Regions from separate parts of the Homo sapiens genome. Here region 1 is linked to region 2. Evidence: chromatin loops called from intact Hi-C (ENCODE). Cell type or tissue: left ventricle myocardium inferior. All regions are shown on one strand. Links, peaks and the distances in the headings refer to the core of each region. The heading gives the core; the rest is flanking DNA. Region 1 has its middle 39 kb from the start of LINC00644. Region 2 overlaps RHOJ (ras homolog family member J).

The links. Hi-C counts contacts between places; a loop is a spot of excess contacts. Peaks named below come from ENCODE experiments on the same cell type or tissue, not always from the same donor. Only the 100,000 strongest peaks of a DNase experiment are listed, where the experiment ranks them.
Region 1: it touches region 2 in a loop (5-fold over the local background); 74 of 110 quality-filtered maps call a loop at or near these places.

What each region holds. Positions count from the first base shown.
Region 1 is chr14:62,173,854-62,183,107 of GRCh38, forward strand. No RefSeq gene overlaps it. Among named protein-coding and RNA genes, the nearest start is that of LINC00644, 39 kb to the left of the region's middle. In left ventricle myocardium inferior, for the core only: a CTCF peak has its summit at 5,724 (motif pointing right); a DNase peak (open chromatin) is centred at 5,708; H3K27me3 peaks cover 886 bases.
Region 2 is chr14:63,272,317-63,281,570 of GRCh38, forward strand. RHOJ (ras homolog family member J) reads left to right here. Exons shown (of 5, transcript NM_020663.5): 3 at 8,655-8,819. Among named protein-coding and RNA genes, the nearest start is that of GPHB5, 42 kb to the right of the region's middle. In left ventricle myocardium inferior, for the core only: CTCF peaks have their summits at 4,641 (motif pointing left) and 4,849; a DNase peak (open chromatin) is centred at 1,855; H3K27ac peaks cover 2,928 bases.

The DNA.
Region 1 (9,254 bases), core at 2,705-7,704, 1.1 Mb before region 2:
TACATGTGCCATGCTGGTGTGCTGCACCCATTAACTCGTCATTTAGCATTAGGTGTATCTCCTAATGCTATCCCTCCCCCCTCCCCCAACCCCACAACAGTCCCCAGAGTGTGATGTTCCCTTTCCTGTGTCCATGTGTTCTCATTGTTCAATTCCCACCTATGAGTGACAACATGCAGTGTTTGGTTTTTTGTCCTTGTGATAGTTTACTGAGAATGATGATTTCCAGTTTCATCCATGTCCCTACAAAGGACATGAACTCATCATTTTTTATGGCTGCATAGTATTCCATGGTGTATATGTGCCACATTTTCTTAATCCACTCTATCATTGTTGGACATTTGGGTTGGTTCCAAGTCTGTGCTATTGTGAATAGTGCCGCAATAAACATACGTGTGCATGTGTCTTTATAGCAGCATGATTTATAGTCCTTTGGGTATATACCCAGTAATGGGATGGCTGGGTCAAATGGTATTTCTAGTTCTAGATCCCTGAGGAATCGCCACACTGACTTCCACAATGGTTGAACTAGTTTACAGTCCCACCAACAGTGTCAAAGTGTTCCTATTTCTCCACATCCTCTTCAGCACCTGTTGTTTCCTGACTTTTTAATGATTGCCATTCTAACTGGTGTGAGATGGTATCTCATTGTGGTTTTGATTTGCATTTCTCTGATGGCCAGTGATGGTGAGCATTTGTTCATGTGTTTTTTGGCTGCATAAATGTCTTTTGAGAAGTGTCTGTTCATGTCCTTTGCCCACTTTTTGATGGGGTTGTTTGTTTTTTCTTGTAAATTTGTTTGAGTTCATTGTAGATTCTGGATATTAGCCCTTTGTCAGATGAGTAGGTTGGGAAAATTTTCTCCCATTCTGTAGGTTGCCTGTTCACTCTGATGGTAGTTTCTTTTGCTGTGCAGAAGCTCTTTAGTTTAGTTAGATCCCATTTGTCAATTTTGGCTTTTGTTGCCATTGCTTTTGGTGTTTTAGACATGAAGTCCTTGCCCATGCCTATGTCCTGAATGGTATTGCCTAGGTTTTCTTCTAGGGTTTTTATGGCTTTAAGTCTAACATTTAAGTCTTTAATCCATCTTGAATTAATTTTTGTATAAGGTGTAAGGAAGGGTTCCAGTTTCAGCTTTCTACATATGGCTAGCCAGTTTTCCCAGCACCATTTATTAAATAGGGAATCCTTTCCCCATTGCTTGTTTTTCTCAGGTTTGTCAAAGATTGGATAGTTGTAGATATGTGGCATGATTTCTGAGGGCTCTGTTCTGTTCCATTGATCTATATCTCTGTTTTGGTACCAGTACCATGCTGTTTTGGTTACTGTAGCCTTGTAATATAGTTTGAAGTCAGGTAGCGTGATGCCTCCAGCTTTGTTCTTAAATTCTTTTAAAAATTGGGATTTTAGGCTGGGTGTGTGGCTCACAGCTGTAATCCCAGCACTTTGGGAGGATGAAGCAGGAGGATCACTTGAGGGCAGGAGTTTGAGACCCACTTGGTGAACATGGTGAAACCCCGTCTCTACTTAAAAAAAAAACAAAAATTAACCAGGTGCCGTGGCACGCACCTGTAGTCCCAGCTACTCAGGAGGCTGAGGCAGGATAATTGCTTGAGCCTGGGAGATGGAAGTTGCAGTGAACTGAGATTGTGCCACTGCATTCCAGCCTGGATGACACAGCAAGATCCTGTCAAAAAAAAAAGTTGGGATTTTATGAAGAGAACATCAGCTCTATTTCAATTGAGATTGAAAGAGACCTTGGGATGATCAATGTTTATTTTCCTTAACAGGACTAAGTACACTGACAAAACACATTATAAATAATAGCTACAATGATACGATCCTTTCTCATTAACATGAGAGAAACCCTTCACTAGAGGAAATATCGCCATCCTGGTTTTCTGAGTTTGCCCTCTCTTGTCATGATTGCGTGTGCCTGTCGCCCATTTTCTCCTGTTTGCCTTCTGGTTTGAGGTAGCTGACGATCAGCAGGTCCCCTGTTTGAATCAGGGCAGGCGTACCAACTCCAGAGCATGATCAGTTTTCCTGTCTGTAGTTGTTCATGGTTTAAACTCTAAATTCAGTTGTTACCAATTGTGTGTCAGTATTGGGATATAAAGCTGGGGATTTCAAAGCACTTCCTTTCTGATTCTCTAAAATGCTTACTATGGCTACTGCTTACAAAATTTCCATGCTGCAGAGGTGGACAGGCTTTATAAGTCTCCATTGTTTTTGGAGGAAGTGGGGATGACTTTTCTCCAGAGTACATCTAGAGCAGTTTCTCCCACTGCTGAATGTAGTTTGTTTTCCTCTATCAGTTTGCCTAACTAATATCAGCAGTTAAAATGACCCATTTGCTACTTCTTGGGTTTTGCTCTTTACCAGTTTGTGTATCTTATGTTTCTGATTCACAAATTCACATGAAACAGACCTCCTAAGAGGCATGTGGTAGGAAATAATATGGAGATGATTCTACAGACTGCTCCACACTGACAACTAGAGCAGGTTCCAGGAGTCACTTAACCATTAGTTACTATGAAGTCATTGAAACCTCAGAAAATTGAGTTTATTCTGATTATCTGATTATAGGTAGTTGGCAGTAAGGGGTATTATGGAAATACAAGAATATACAGGCATGCACAATTTGTTGAGTATTTATATGTATCAGATATTGCTCTGCTTTATATATTTTAAAATAATTATCTGCTTACTTCCATTGAAATGATAATGGAATATTCATTACAGTGCACCCTTATACTTTCAAAGTGTTCTCCTGTGTGAAGTAGATATTATTACCATTCTTTTATAAGCAAAAATACAGGCACAGAGAAGTCAAGTAATTCATCTAAGGTGCTACATAATTACTAAAAGATAAATCCAGAATTGGATCCTAGGCAGTCAAGTTCAAGTCATGTCTTAACGACCACACTTATCAGCTATCCCATTTAATTTGGGAAATCCAATTATGGAGGCATCAGCACCTTCCCCAATATCAGCAATTGAGGCAAAAACTTACATATGATACCTGATGGCATTTTTCTTTCTAACCAGTTCATATTATGTTTTGCACTGCTCCTTTTACATGCTCTTCCTCCTCTTTCAAGTCCTTAGAAAGGATTTAATGTATTTAGAAGAAATGACACAAACAAATGAAAAAACATTCCATGCTCTTGAATAAGAAATCTCAATATCATTAAAATGGCCTTACTGCCCAAAGCAATTTACAGATTCAATGCTATTCCCATTAAACTACCATTGACATTCTTCACAGAACTAGAGAAAACTATTTTAAAATTTATATGGTACCAAAAAGGAGCCCATATAGTCAATGCAATCCTAAGCAAAAAGAACAAAGCTGGAGGCATCATGCTACCCAACTTCAAACTATACTGCAGGGCTACAGTAACCAAAACAGCATGGTACTGGTACAAAAACAGACACATTGACCAATGAAACAGAATAGAGAACCCAGAAATAAGGCCACACACCTACAACCATCTGATCTTCAACAAACCTGACAGAAAAAAGTAATGGGGAAAGGATTCCCTATTCAATAAATAGTGCTGGGAGAACTGGCTGGCCATATGCAAAAAGTTGAAGCTGGACCCCTTCCTTATATCATATACAAAAGTTAACTTAAGATGGGTTAAAGACTTAAAACTATGAAAACCCTGGAAGGCGACCTAGACAATACCCTTCAGGGCATAGGCACAAATAAAGATTTTATGACAAAAGATGCCAAGAGCAAATGCTACAAAAGCAAAAGTTGACAAATGGAATCTAATTAAACTAAAGAGCTGCTGCACAGCAAAAGAAACTATCAACAGAGTAAACAACCTACAGAATGGGAGAAAAATTTTGCAAACTATACACCTGATAAAGGTCTAATATCCAGCATCTATAAGGAACTTAAATTTACAGGAAAAAACAACCCCATTAATAAGTGGGCAAAGGACACTTTGAAGAACAGACATTTCTCAAGACATACATGCAGCCAACAATCACCTGAAAAAAAAAACTCAACATCACTGATCATTAGAGAAATGCAAATCAAAACTACAATGAAATATAATTTTACAACAGTCAGGATGACTACTAAAAAGCCAAAAAAATAACAAATGCTGGTGAGGTTGTGGAGAAAAATACTTTTACACTTTTGGAGGGAGTGTAAATTGGTTCAACCATTGTGGAAGACAGGGTGGCAATTCCTCAAAGACCTAAAGATAGAAATACCATTTGACCCAGAAATCCCATTACTGGATATATACCCAAAGGAATATAAATCATTCGATTATAAAGACACATGTATGTGTATGTTTATTGCAGCATGATTCACAATAGGAAAGACATGGAATTAACCTAAATGCCCATCAATGATAGACTGGATAAAGAAAACATGGGACATATACACCATGGAATACTCTGCAGCCATAAAATGAGATCATGTTCTTTCCAGGAACATAGATGGAGCTGGAGGCCATCGTATTAGTCCATTCTCTTGCTGCTATAAAGAACTGCCCAAGACTGGGTAATTTATAAAGGAAGAGGTTTAATTGACTTACAGTTCCACATGGCTAGGGAGACCTCCCATGTGGGGAGGAAACTTACGATCATAGCAGAAGGGGAAGCAAACATGTTCTTCACATTGCAGTAGGAAGGAGAATGAGAGCTAAGCAAAGAAGGAAGCCCTTTATAAAACCATCAGATCTTGTGAGAATTTACTATCATGAGAATAGCATGGGGGAACCACCCACATGATTCAGTTACCTCCCACCGAGTCCCTCCCATGACACATGGGGATTATGGGAACTATAAGATGAGACTTGGGTGAGGACACAGCCAAACCGTATCAGCCATTATCCTTAGCAATCTAACACAGGAACAGGAAACCAAATACTGCATGTTCTCACTTATAAGTGGGAGCTAAATGATGAGAACACATGGACACAAAGAGGGGACGAACACACACTGGGGCCTGTCAGAGCATGAAGGGTGAGAGGAGGGAGAGGATCAGAAAAAATAATGGAGAGTATGCTTAATACCTGGGTGATGAAATAATCTGTACAACAAACCCCCATGACACATGGTTGCCTATGTTGACAAACCTGCACATCCTGCATATGTACCCCTGAATTTAAAAGTTAAAGGACTATAATGAGAAAAAAATCAATGTCCCTGTCCTAATCTGATACCACTGGGTCCCTGGATATGACAGAAACAAAGACAAAAGGCTAGGGATCATGAGGAAAGGGTGAAGATAACCCCTACTTCATAGATTTCTCTAGGACCAGCTCCTGTGTACCACATTCATCGATTTCTAATGAAAATGAAAGAAAAATTACTAGAACGTGCATCTTCCTTGGGTAGCTAATAATCATTTTGACACATCACAAGGTAAACTCTTTTTTTGGAAGATGCAAAGATATTTTAGACAATATCTCTGCCCTCAACTTCTCATTGCCCTGCTCTCTGTCCTCTCATGACATAGATTTAAATTCAGCACGGGCAGGAGTCTCATCTCAATCATCTTTTTATCTCCTTCCCTAGATTAGGGTGCAGAAGGTTCACAATAAATGCTTGTGAAATACATGCTTGATGGCCCCGTGGTTCAGCTCTGGTATGAGTAAGTTGGAGTCTGGGTTCCTGGAGATGTCCCAAAGCACCAAATGCCTCAAGCCCAGCTGCTGTCATCTTGTTAGCAAGGATGAATATGCAACAGCAGGTGGCAGCAAACCTTTGCATTTGCTCTTCTCTTGGTAGCAATAAGTGTCTCAGCCAAATTGTGTTATGGCTCACAGGTGTCCTGCTTTTTCCACTTGGTGCCTTTTGGATCTAGTTTGCTGAGAAATGCAGCTCCACGAACAATATCCTCAGCACCTCTTTCAGAATAAACTAGATTTCAGTAGAAGGAGTTCAATTTGAATTAAAGTGAGCCAACCTGCCTTGCCAGCTGTTGCCCTTGCAGACTCTGTGTGCCAGTAACGGCAGCCACCTGGGGAGATGCCCTTCCTGGGAAAGCGCTGCTGCTGCAGTTGTGCCCTTTGCCTCAGCAGTCCATTAAAAACTGTTTTGCAGAGAAGGCGACTGGGAGGTATGACAGGTTGATTATACATTGAGGTGGACTAGGATAGCCTATCTTATGTCTGATAGGCCAACACATTTAGCAATAGTGTCCCCTTACACTCTCAAAGTGTTCTTGCTTGGGTGGAGGCTAAGTTGTATGGTCATGAGTGGCTCATGTTTCCATCTGGGTCCTCAGCTGTGTAAGAAGGGAATTGAAAGGAATCTGAAGCAATTGCCTTGATGAGTATCTGAGATTTGAGAGGTGAGAGGTAGAAGGAGGAAGTGGGATTCATGGAGGAGAACTTTGGGGCTTGGGTAAACTCTTTTTCTTCCCTTGTCTTCTGAAGCTGGATGGCTTTGTGGCCAAGTTGCAAAGGAAGTGGTACATTTATCCAGTCCTCCAACAGGCTCCACAGACTTTCTTGTCCTTCTGAAGACATCCTAGGTATCATACTTCACATCTACAGGAATGTGCTTTCTAATGGGCAGCATTTGGCCACTAGGTAGCTTTTAGGCAAGGGCCCTGCTGAACCTAATTAGAACACACAGAAAATTCCCATGGTAAATTGACATTAGACAGTGAAGGTGGGCAGCAGTGTGTGTGTGGGTGGGGGTGGTCGGGGGCAGGGTCATAGGGATGAGGATCTAGTTTTGGCAGGAACTTGAGCTAGCTTCAGGACCCCAACAAAACCCAGTTGTACGTGGTGGGTGATGCTCTAAGAGGTGGTGTAGCATAGTGGGTAATATGGTCCACTTCGAAGGTAGAAAAGAGTAAGCTGGCTTCAGACTCTGCCATTTCTTCATTGCATGAACATGGGTAAACACTCAATTCCTCAGGGTCCTCATTTCTAAAATGGGTCTAGTAACGCCCACACTCACAGTACATACTCTACACATGGTAAATCATGAATAAATTGTTATAGATGATTTCATAGGAAAACTGAAATAATCTGTGGTTATTTTTCTGCATATGTAAAATTAAGGGTCTTTATACTTACTTATTTTAGTTTTTGATGAAGACACATTACAGTTATTTTCATAATTAATGTTAAAGAGAAATAGTTCTAAACCTAGGAATTAAAACTTGGACATTGGCCTTGGCTCTGGCATTAACTAATTATATCACCTTTTACAGGTTGCTTAACTTCTGCAGGCTTTACTCCTTTATGCAGGTGAGAAGTATAGGGCCTGATGCTTGCTTCTGTGCCTTTGACACTAACAGCCTTAGATTTCCCAAGATTTGCCTTTACACAGTGTAATGCAGTGCTCTATCCCCTACATTGGCTGGCTGGTTGAGTCTATTAGAGGCTGAGGTTTGAAAGGCTGGGGTCATAGGCTTGATTCCACAATGGCCTAGTTAGTTGTGTTTCAAGGTTGTTTCAAGTCATCTCTCTGACCTCAGCCATATGTTCTGTGAGCACAAAGAAGGACACTTTCACAAATATGGGGTATTCAACCATGCCATCATGACTACTACAAGGGGACAAAAAGATGAAGGGGTCACCTACGCTGAAGGTCAATCAAATTGCCCAGGTGTGAAAAGAACAGTATCATCTTCCAGGGATCCTTTACCATGGTGGTCACCTCCTGCTAATTACTGCCTGTTTTATAACAATTTGCTAAAATAAGTCATATGGAAATTTGATTAAATTTTAGGATCTTAAATTGCCTTAAAATAATTCTTTCATTAATGGCAAGGTACTTGTTGGAAGAAACAAAACACATCAGAAACAAGATTTATGACCACTTAAGAAATCTGTTAAAATTTTTTTTTTTAATGGACTCCAGCTCTTGGTGCTATTTGCATGCTATTGGAATGCAGAGATGGTGAATCAGAGCCTAAATCCGGGCTCCGAGCAGATCGAGGTGGGAGAGCTTTTAACTAGAATTAGAACCTTCTCTTCTAAGAGACTTTCTGCAGGCAGGAAGTCATTTGCCCAGGGTATTGGTTCTCCTGCTGTGGTGTTGGTGAGAGTCCTTTAGGGCTCTGCAAGAGGGACCTTAACTTGTGTAGTTAATGAGCCAAAGGCCTTCTGCCTGACAATGTTTTCTGAAGATCTATCTTCCTCTGAATGCAGCAGTTTTCCTCTCTTTAATAAGGATGATCTGATTTACAAAACAACAAAAAAACAGTAAATCAAGACCAAAAGGTAAGACACTCTGCCCTCAGGATTAATGAACCCAAAGGCTGGTGTCCATACAGATCCTTCTGATCCTAATATCCTACAGTAGAAGATAGAGCAGCCTCCATGTTTGGGACAATATTTTTATTATGTGTTAACATCAAATCTGTAGAAGCTCCAAGCTCTGAAAAGATTATACCCACTCCTTGTCATGTAATTTAAAATAATAGAAGAATTTTCTAAACCAAAAAGTTAAAAGTTAAACAAGATAAACAGTTATGACTTTCTGATTATTTTGATAATTTTTTTGTAATGCCACATATCAAATTACTTAAATAATTACTTTCATTATTGTCCTCTTCCCCTTTTGTGCCCCTGCATTGCTGGTACAGTGCTGGTGGTTGTTTTCACCTGTTCCTTGTGTGACAGCACTTCCCACCCCCAGAGAGGTATTTTTTCAAATGTGGTTCTGGGGGTCCCTTGAGTTAGATCATGTGCAGGGCATAGTAAATGAACATTCCAGGGGACCTCAGGTTCATTTCAGATCGAACTCATCAGAATCTCTGGAGTTGAAGTTAGCTGATTAATGAGCTCCCCAGGTGATGGATGTACAAAAATAAAGCTTATGAAGCACACTTAGAATGTTCTAGTGCAGATACTCTATGGCTCTTATAATCACTGAGGAGCATCTTCAAAAACAGGACCACTCATAGTTTCTGCTGATTCATATGTACTGGGAGAGACCTCTGGGATGTCTAGATGAGAAAAGCTCCATTGCAATTTTATTGAGAATCATACACTAGACCAGTAGAGTTCAACAAAAACATAATGTCAATCGCACCTATATTGTACAGTTTTCTGGTAAATACATTTAAAAAGTGAAGTGCAACAAGTAAAATTACTTTTTAAAATATTTTAACTTTAAACCAATATAACATCATTTCTCATATAATCAATATAAAATCATGGAGATGCATTACATTCTTTTTTCATATTAGGTCTTTGAAACTAGTGCGTAGTTTACAGTTGCAGCACATTTCAGGTTGAGGTAGCTGCGTTTCAAGTGCT
Region 2 (9,254 bases), core at 1,649-6,648:
ATGTGCTGGATAGCTAAAGAACACATATAATTCAAAATATTCATTTGGTCAATTACAATGGAAGAGAGATGATTTCAAAACCAATTGATTAATCCCTGAACCACAAAAAGAAAATGTCTCTGAATCCAGCTATAGAGTCCATCTTGCTTGAATAATTAGATTTTTGTGCGTGAATAAACCAAGAAGCAATCCTCCACATCTTTGTCTTGAACTAACTGAAGCAAATGTGTTCTGAGAGGTAAAGTAATAGGAACTCATTGTCTCAACCCTCAATGTCAGCGCTAAACAAAATCATTTGACCTGCTTTCCCTTGACTTTGAGGCACCTAGTCTGCCTCAGACCTGGCTACAGCCCCATGAGCCATGGCCTGAGATACTCCTGCCCCTCCGCAATTCAGGCAAGCATGTGCTAAAGATAGTTTATAATGGGCTGGGCACGGTGGCTCATGCCTGTAATCCCAGCACTTTGGGAGGCCAAGGCAGACAGATCACAAGGTCAGGAGTTCAAGACCAGCCTGGCCAATACGGTGAAACCCCATCTCTACTAAAAATACAAAATTAGCCGAGCATGGTGGCGCGCACCTGTAATCCCAGCTACTTGGGGGGCTGAGGCAGGAGAATCCCTTGAACCTGGGAGGCGGAGGTAGCAGTAAGCTGAGATCGCACCATTGCACTCCAGCCTAGGCAACAAGAGCAAAACTCCATCTCAAAAAAGAAAGAGAGTTTATAATGAAGTCACTTGCATACACTGTCAACATGTGGTGGCTGCTGTTAAACATTAGCTCCCTTCCCCAAACCCTGAAACAAACTAACATTTGGACTTGGAGTGGAGCCCTTTGAAGATAGATTCTTCACAACTCCGTTTAATTCCCTGTTAGGTAGAATTCCAAACATTAGATTAGGCAATGAATTGAGGAATTTTTCTCAGGGTGAGTGCATGTTACTTCTCAGATCACACTAGGAAGGAAATAAGGCCAACCAGCCCTGTAAGCCAAATCTATTTAGGTTGTGCCAACTCATCCTGTACGAGACATATCCCTAGTAGTGTGTTACTGAATGTTAAAGGGATATCTAGAGCTCAGATCTTTGGCTCAGCTATGAAAGAGTCCCAGAGCTGACTTTCCCATGATGTCCTTGCAGGCCAGTTTGTTTACAATGCTTCAGGAGAGACCAAGTGGACAGCAGGGTGTTGGTTGGGTTGGGGACGCCACAGCCAACCCTGGGCATTCACCAGCTGAGGAACTTCAGACTGGGAGAGGGCTCTTTCCCAGGTTATGGCTTGCAGCCAGATGTCCTCCTACCTCACTGCAGGTCATTACAGTGGAACCAGCCATAGTACTAAGACAAGGTCTTGCCTCCTTCTCTTGATGTGGCCTCACCTAGAAGGATGATGTGGGCAAAGCCCTATTCAGATTGTGGCCTCTTGGGCAAGACTCTAGGATGGGCATATCTCAGACACAACACCTGTGAAAATGGCAGCTAGCAGCACTGCCAGGGAGGAATGACCGTCTCCTGGTGTCAGGAGCCAGGTGCAGCCTGGCCAGGCGCCTGGTTCTGTGGAAGGGTGAACCACTGCATGTGGGCAAGCACAGAATGGTGTCTGTCACTGAGAAACCACAGCCCACAGCAGCTCAGCTGTCACCAGTGTCTGTGGGAGTAGAGAAGCAAGGAAGGCCATCAGCCGAGCCCCTCACTCGCCCAGGGCTGCTTGTTGCACATCTCCCCCAGGCCCTGATTTCTGAAGTCCCGCTTTCCCCCAATGGCTAAGGAAGCACGCAACCAAGCAAGGAAGCAAGCACAGCTAGGGTTTATGAATGGCAACCCAGGCTCCACTTGGAAGGACACACATAAGCCTTCCCCTTTGCTATTGGCTGATCCAATGGGGCCATCTGGAGCACAGGATCTGGCAGCAACCCTCTATGGAAAGTTTGCCTAAAACCTCAGAACAAATGTTTTCCCTCAATGAGCAACTCCAAATTTCTTGCTCACGTGTATCTTCATGTGGGATTTTCAGGAGTAGGCAATTTGGGAGATTAGGGAGAAGTTTGCCCACATGACAGCTGCTTAGTAAAAGCAACCTCAGGACACAATCTTACTTCTCCCCAAATTATGAAAAAGAGAGCTGTAGGAACACTGAGAGTTGCAGTTGGAGTTTGCAAACATTTGGGTCTTATTACTACTCAGTTCAGAAAAAGTTAATTTCTGAATCAGCCCTGGCATCCAATAAGGGTAGGGAAATGCTTCCAGGACCAGCAGCTGTTGTTGATATGGGCTGGAGGACGGACTCTTTTACTGGATCATTAAAGTACTTACTATGTTCAAGACAATGGTCTAAGTGGCTGCAAATATTAACGTATTTTATTCTCATAACAACTCATAAGGCCAGCACTATTAGCCTCATTTTATGGATAAGGAAAGGGAGGCATGGAGAACTTACCCAGGATCACACCATAGTCACAAACCCAGAGAATTTCTACCCACCACCCATGTTCTTAAGCACCATGCTATGCACGCACACTATACATGGTGCCCACATTTTTCAAATTAAGCCTGATTTATGGGTGAATATGAAAATGAGACTTGTACCAAAAAATCTGAGATAAATGTCATTAAACCCAAGACTTGGAAGCAGAATTCTATTTCCAAATTAATGTGGGTATGGCGGGGTGGGAGGAGCTCAGCGCCTCTCTTTGCTGCTCAAAGTGTGGCCCCTGGACCCAGTAGCACTAGCATCACCTGGACATTTGCTAGAAATGCACATTCTTGGGCTCCATTCCAGTCCTGCTACTGAATAAGAATTTGCACTTTAGCCTGGGCAACATAGCGAGACCCTATCTCTACAACATTTTTTTAATTACCCAGGCGTGGTGTGCATACCTGTAGTCCCAGCTACTTGGGAGGCTGGAGAAAGGATCACTTGAGCCCAGGAGTTCAAGACTCCAGTGAACTATGATCAGTGCACTACAGTGTGAGCAGAAAGTGAGACCCAATCTCAAAACAAACAAACAAACAAAAACAAAATTACATTTTTAACAAGGTCCACAGGTGATGCAAATATATGTAGTGTCTAAGAAGTGCTATCTAGAAAATAATTTCACTTACCTGTGTCATGATGCAGCCTATAATATTTAGGGCCCAGGTGTTTGGCGCATCTGATGCTAACACTTTCTCTGAACTTTTCGTGTTTCATAATCACCCACAGTCACCCCAGAGCACCAGATCTGCCTTCAAACTGAACATGTTCTTGCCTTCAGGGTGAAGTTGGGCTAAAGGCACTCAAAGGCCTACTTTGCCCCAAATCCTTCCCTGCACTCCCCAATCCTAGCCTCTTTGTCTACTTTACCTCCAAAGCCCCATTTGAGCCTCTCTTTTAGATTAAAACGCTGTCTCTTCAAGAAGCAAATAAGCACCTGTTTTCCATTCTGAATTTCAGCATTAGAAAGGGCCTCAAATACCAACTAAACCACTTATCCACTTCTCGTAGCCGCTTGACATCATCTCCACCTGTTACCATCTAACCCAGGGCCAAAGCATGCTCCCTTGTGAAAAAATATTAAGTTACCAGCTGGCACAAATTCAACTCCCCCCAACCCCCAGTCCCAAGGGGACACTTTCTTTTATTAATCCTGACCCCTTTACCATATTTTATAGCTGTAGCCCAGGGTTAGCTCCCAATAGCCCAGGTGTGAGCCTTCTTTAAAAGTATTTTTGCTCTGTTGTCCTGGTTAAATTACTCCATCTGTCTAGACCTTTGTTTCTTAAACCATAAAACTGGCTCAGGGGAGAGGGAAGAACAGTCACCTGTGGTTCTGAAACTTGAGCTGCATCAGAATCACCTGGAGGGCTTGTTACAGCACTGATGGTGCAGCCTCTCCCCCAGTGCCTCAGCTTCGGTGGGGGGGGGCGGGGGCTGCGTGGCACCTGGGAATGTGTATTTCTAACAAGCTCCCAGGTGATGCCCATGCTGCTGGACTGAAGAGCGTAGTTTGGAAACCACTGCATTAGCTAATCTTTAAGGCCTTTTCTAGTGTTGGAATTGTATTTTCCCAATTCAGTCAGATAACTATTCTACATCATTCCATTTTGAGATTAGCCAGCAAAGAGTAAGAGAAACTTAACCTGTCTTACTTCCACATAAATCGAATAATTTCATGTATTTTCATTTTCTTTCCCCAACTGAATTGCCAATTCTTATTCACCTTATATAGTTCATACAGCATCCTCAACAGTGCTACGCATTCAGTAGGCACGAAATCTTTTTAAATGGAATGATACAGCAGGACTAAGGTTTCCACAGAAGAGAGATCCAGAATACAGAGCACGGTGAGCCCAGTGACTGACACTATCAAAAACGACTCAGCTGGAGGGCCAGGAGGGTAAATGATCAGAAACAGACTTCTCTCACCTGCCCCACCTACAGTCAACCCAGCAACCCATGGTCTTCCAACTTTTCCATAATGTAAATAGAAATCCTTTGATAGCCACTGGGTTAAAAAATCAGACAAGCATACTCCTTTCCGACTATTAACAACAGTTATTTGTTCCTACCCAATCTAGTTGTGACATTTCTCCTGATGATGTTTTGCTTTGGTTTTTGGCTTTGAAGTTTTAAATATACAGTGTTGCTGCCATCCAGTGGTAATCTGAAGCAGATGCAGGCCATCAAATAGATGATCCATCCTGTGGTCAAACATTTTGATTGCTGGGTAACATATGAGTCAAGATTCCTAGATAAGTGAGTTAAGAAAATGCTTAATCTGTCACTTTAAATTCTGAGCTGCAGAAAACAGTGTGGTCACAATTGAGAGCCAGAGCTGGATTTAGGCTAAATACCCCATCCTGGTATTTATGAACTCTGTAACATTGGCCCATCATGGAACTTCTCTAAACCTTAACTTCCTCTTCTATGAAATGTGAATGTTGATGGTACCATCCTTCCAGTTCCATCAGGAGGATGCAATGAGAACATACATAAGAGTTTGAAACAATGGCTGACCTTTAGCAATAACCCCTTGGGTGCATCCTCCATTAATGTTGGAGATGATAGTGAAGTACAGCCGTGTTCTCAACTCCAGGTCCACCCCAAACCAATTAAGTCAGAACTCCCAGATACGCAGGCCCACTCTCCAGAGATTCTAATTTAGCTGGTTCCAGAGTAGAAAAGGGGGTGGAGCAAGGAGTTGATTAGCAGAGCTTCAGGATGGTTTAAAAGCTCCCCAGGTGATTCTAATAAAAGTCACTGCAATAAATGGCCCACAGAAGTGCCACGTGTTCATTTGCAGGTCACTGTAGAGGTCATTTCTTCCAGTCTGTCAATAGCATTTATTGAATATTTACTGCGGAAAGAGTACCTGTAGGGATGAGAAAAAAATCAACATGGTCCCTACTCCATTTATGACAATCCAGATGGGAGCATGCAGTGGCAGAGGGCAGGTGGTGTGGTGAACAGCTGTAGATTATAGCCTGGGAAGGAGACTTCTTGGCTCACGGGCCTTACAGCTGCTCTTTAAGGGAACACTCCAGAGAGAAAAGAGAGAAGTGGGGAGACCATGGAAGAGGAGGTTTGTTTTTCAGAGCTAGTTGTGTAAAGAGGAGAGGGTAGTGCCAAGAATTTAGCTATCCCTTTCTCCACTGCCTCACCAGCTACACAAACACACACACACACACACACACACACACACACACAGACATAGGCACAACTTGGCTGAGATGCAACCCAGTAGACCTGGCACAACTTCCCAGTATGACCAGTGATTATTCAGCTGTGCACCCAACTCCCAATTATTGACTAGAAATGTGGTAAATTAGCCACAATAGTGGGGGTTTTTTTTGTTTTGGGTTTATTTTTTAGGATTTTACTTTTCAGCATCATTGCCCTCTTGCTTTGCATTTTGCATTAGGTACCTAAAACCTGTGCTTAAGTTTTAATAGTAGTAGCAGTAGTGGCCACATATACTGAGTCCCGTGTTCTGCATACTCTGAGTAGCTAAACAATAGATCAATGCATGCCCACCAACAGGAGTGGACCATACTTAACATTCTAAGGTACTTCCTTTCAGTCTCATGTGTATGTAGTGTGCACATGTGTGTACTTCCTTTTCTGGTCTTTTTTAAAATTTTTTTTATTATACTTTAAGTTCTGGGATACATGTGCAGAACGTGCAGGTTTGTTACATAGGTATACACGTGCCATGGTGGTTTGCTGCACCCATCAACCCGTTATCTAATAAATATATTATTAGAGTCAATAGAAAGGTTGATATTAAAAATATATCCATGATATATTGTTTTAAAAAACACAAGTGGCACAACAATATGAACAATTTAATCAATTTGTTTTTAAACTAAACATGTGTATGTGGTATACATACATAAATATAAAATGGGCCAGGTATGGTGACTCACGCCTATCATCCTAGCACTTTGGCGGGGGCTGAGGCAGGAGGATTGCTTGAGCCCAGGAGTTCAAGACCAGCCTGGGCAACACAGTGAGACCCCCATCTCTACAAAAAAAATAAAAATTGGCTGGGTGTGGTGGCATGTGCCTGTAGTCCAAGCTACTTGGGAGGCTGAAGTGGGAGTATCGCTTGAGCCCGGCAGTCTGAAGCTGCAGTGAGCCATGATCACGCCATTGCACTCCAGCCTGGGCAATAGATTGAGACTCCATCTCAAATAATAAAATAAAGTAAAATAAAATGTTTGGAAGGACAATGTTTAAGCAGTAGCTCCCTCTGGGGAGAGGAAATACTATTAGACATCATATCAGGGATGAAAACAAGCTTTCACTTCAACTCTGTGTACTTCTTCAATGTTTGCATTTTTGCAATGAGCACATACATGTTTTGTAAGTTTCTGAAATGTTTCATGAAGAGTAGTCATGCCCCTAATAAATGAGTTAATTATTTATTAACCCATCTCTATGAATACATGTATATCATAGGTGTGAACATATAAGTTTAGTTGCACATATAGTATACACACATATATAGTGCACACACATCATATATAGTGTGTATACACATACAAATTATGTATGGTGTGTATGGACACATGTCATGTTGCGATATGTGATGTATATATAAATATGGTATGTGTATGCACGCTTACACACAAAGTTACTGTCTGTTTATGTGTTACTAAATTCTATAAAAACATATAAAACTTTCTATTGAAATATCAGGTTTTACCGTGGAACCTCCTAAAACATTTTACATACAGTAAAAGCCCTTGCCAACATTTTCCCAAAGTCGAAATGATGCGCAGTTTTACTTTGTATTTATCAACTCCCACTAAAATAGCAAATACATAAATATCTTATGTAACCAGAAACTCTTCCATGAGCATATTCTGCTCTGAAAAATCTTTAGAAAGAAAATAATTAAGCCAGCATTTTATTTGGCCTTTAAGTAATACTTGAAACAAATCCAAAATTCTTAGCTCTAAACCCTCACTCAACATATTTCTTCAAATATTGTGGTGTCAAATTTGGCAATAACTCTTGTTTTGCATGTTAGTTCATTTATTCTAAATTAAATTTGGATATAATTTTTTTTAATCGTGTGAGGAGAGGATTCCTGTTGCCTTGGCAAATAGCTCACTAATTTAAATATAGTATATTCAATATAACACAATTCCAACATGATGGAAGAATTGCAATAATCTTTACTGAATGTTACACTTTAAATGGGTGAACTTTTGGTCTTTTGTTTTATTTTGTTTGTTTTTTGAGACAGGGTCTTGCTGTGTTGCCCAGGCTGGAGTACAGTGGCATGATCACGGCTCACTGCAGCTTCAAACTCCCAGGCTCAAGCCATCCTCCCACTTCAGCCTCCTGAGTAGCTGGGACTACAGGCGTGTGCCACCATGCCCAGCTAATTTTAGTATTTTTTTGTAGAGATAGGGTCTCGCTATATTGCCCAGGCTGATCTCAAGCTCAAGGAATCAGGTGATCCTCCCGCCTTGGCTTCCAAAGTGCTGGGATTACAGGCATGAGCCACTGTGCCTGGTCAGGTGAACTTTTGAATACATAGAAACAGAGAGTAGAACTATTGTTACCAGAGGCAAGTAAGGAAAGGAAACGGGGAGGTTTTGATCAAGGGTACAAAGCTGCAGTTAGCTAGGGTGAATAAGTCTACAGCTGTAATATACAGCATGATAACTATAGTTAATAATACTATATTGCATACTGGAAATATGCTAAGAGAGTAGGTCTCTGGTCCTCTCACCGTAAAATATATTTTTAAAGGTAAGCTGTAAGGAGATGAATATGTTAATTTGTTTCACTGTAGCATATATATGTATATCAAACACCATGTTGTACACCTTAAATGTATACAATTTAAAAATAAAAATAAATGGGTGAACTTTATGGTATATATAGGTAGGTATATAAGTTATATCTCAATAAAACTGCTAAAAATATTTTAAGTTCATCTTAAGAAGGGGCAATACATAATCTCTGTACGTAACAAAAAGGTATTTTTCTGACTGATGGCTCCTTTAGTTCTAGTAGAGAAAGAACTACCAGATTCCAGGGTTGAGGAAGAAACGGGATCCCAGTGCGCTGTAGTGGACTCTTACCTGAAATCTGACCTTGGAACTACATGGGACACACCTTACACAGGCTGTACAAACCCTTGTCTGCTCTTCCCACAGGAGGACTACAACCAGCTGAGGCCACTCTCCTACCCCAACACGGATGTGTTTTTGATCTGCTTCTCTGTCGTAAACCCTGCCTCTTACCACAATGTCCAGGAGGAATGGGTCCCCGAGCTCAAGGACTGCATGCCTCACGTGCCTTATGTCCTCATAGGGACCCAGGTTAAAATGTGGGCGATGGCAGGGTGGAGCGGGCTGCAAAAATGGGAAGACCCTTTAGGTACCTCGTGAACATCCTATTCTGCCAAACGCTATGGAAGTGTGTCTCAGACATGTCAATCCTATGAACAGAAGTTCTTAAGGTGTGCGTGATGATTTAGCCCATAGTGGAAAAGATAATAGAGCTATTTAATATGGAGCAGAAAGTTTTGATATGGCCTTCAAAAATTAATCTCTATGATTTTTTTTAAATAACAAAGTAATTTTTAAAATAGACACCCTTTGCCAGGCTTGAATCAGAGCAATGAGGTGAGGGTGTCAATTGAACATATTATCTAGTATTTTTTATATCTGAAACCCACAGTTGTTTTAAAATCACAAAATAGGTAGGAGTGTCAAGGTGACCACAGCAATCAGAATAGGCATTCTATGACAGGA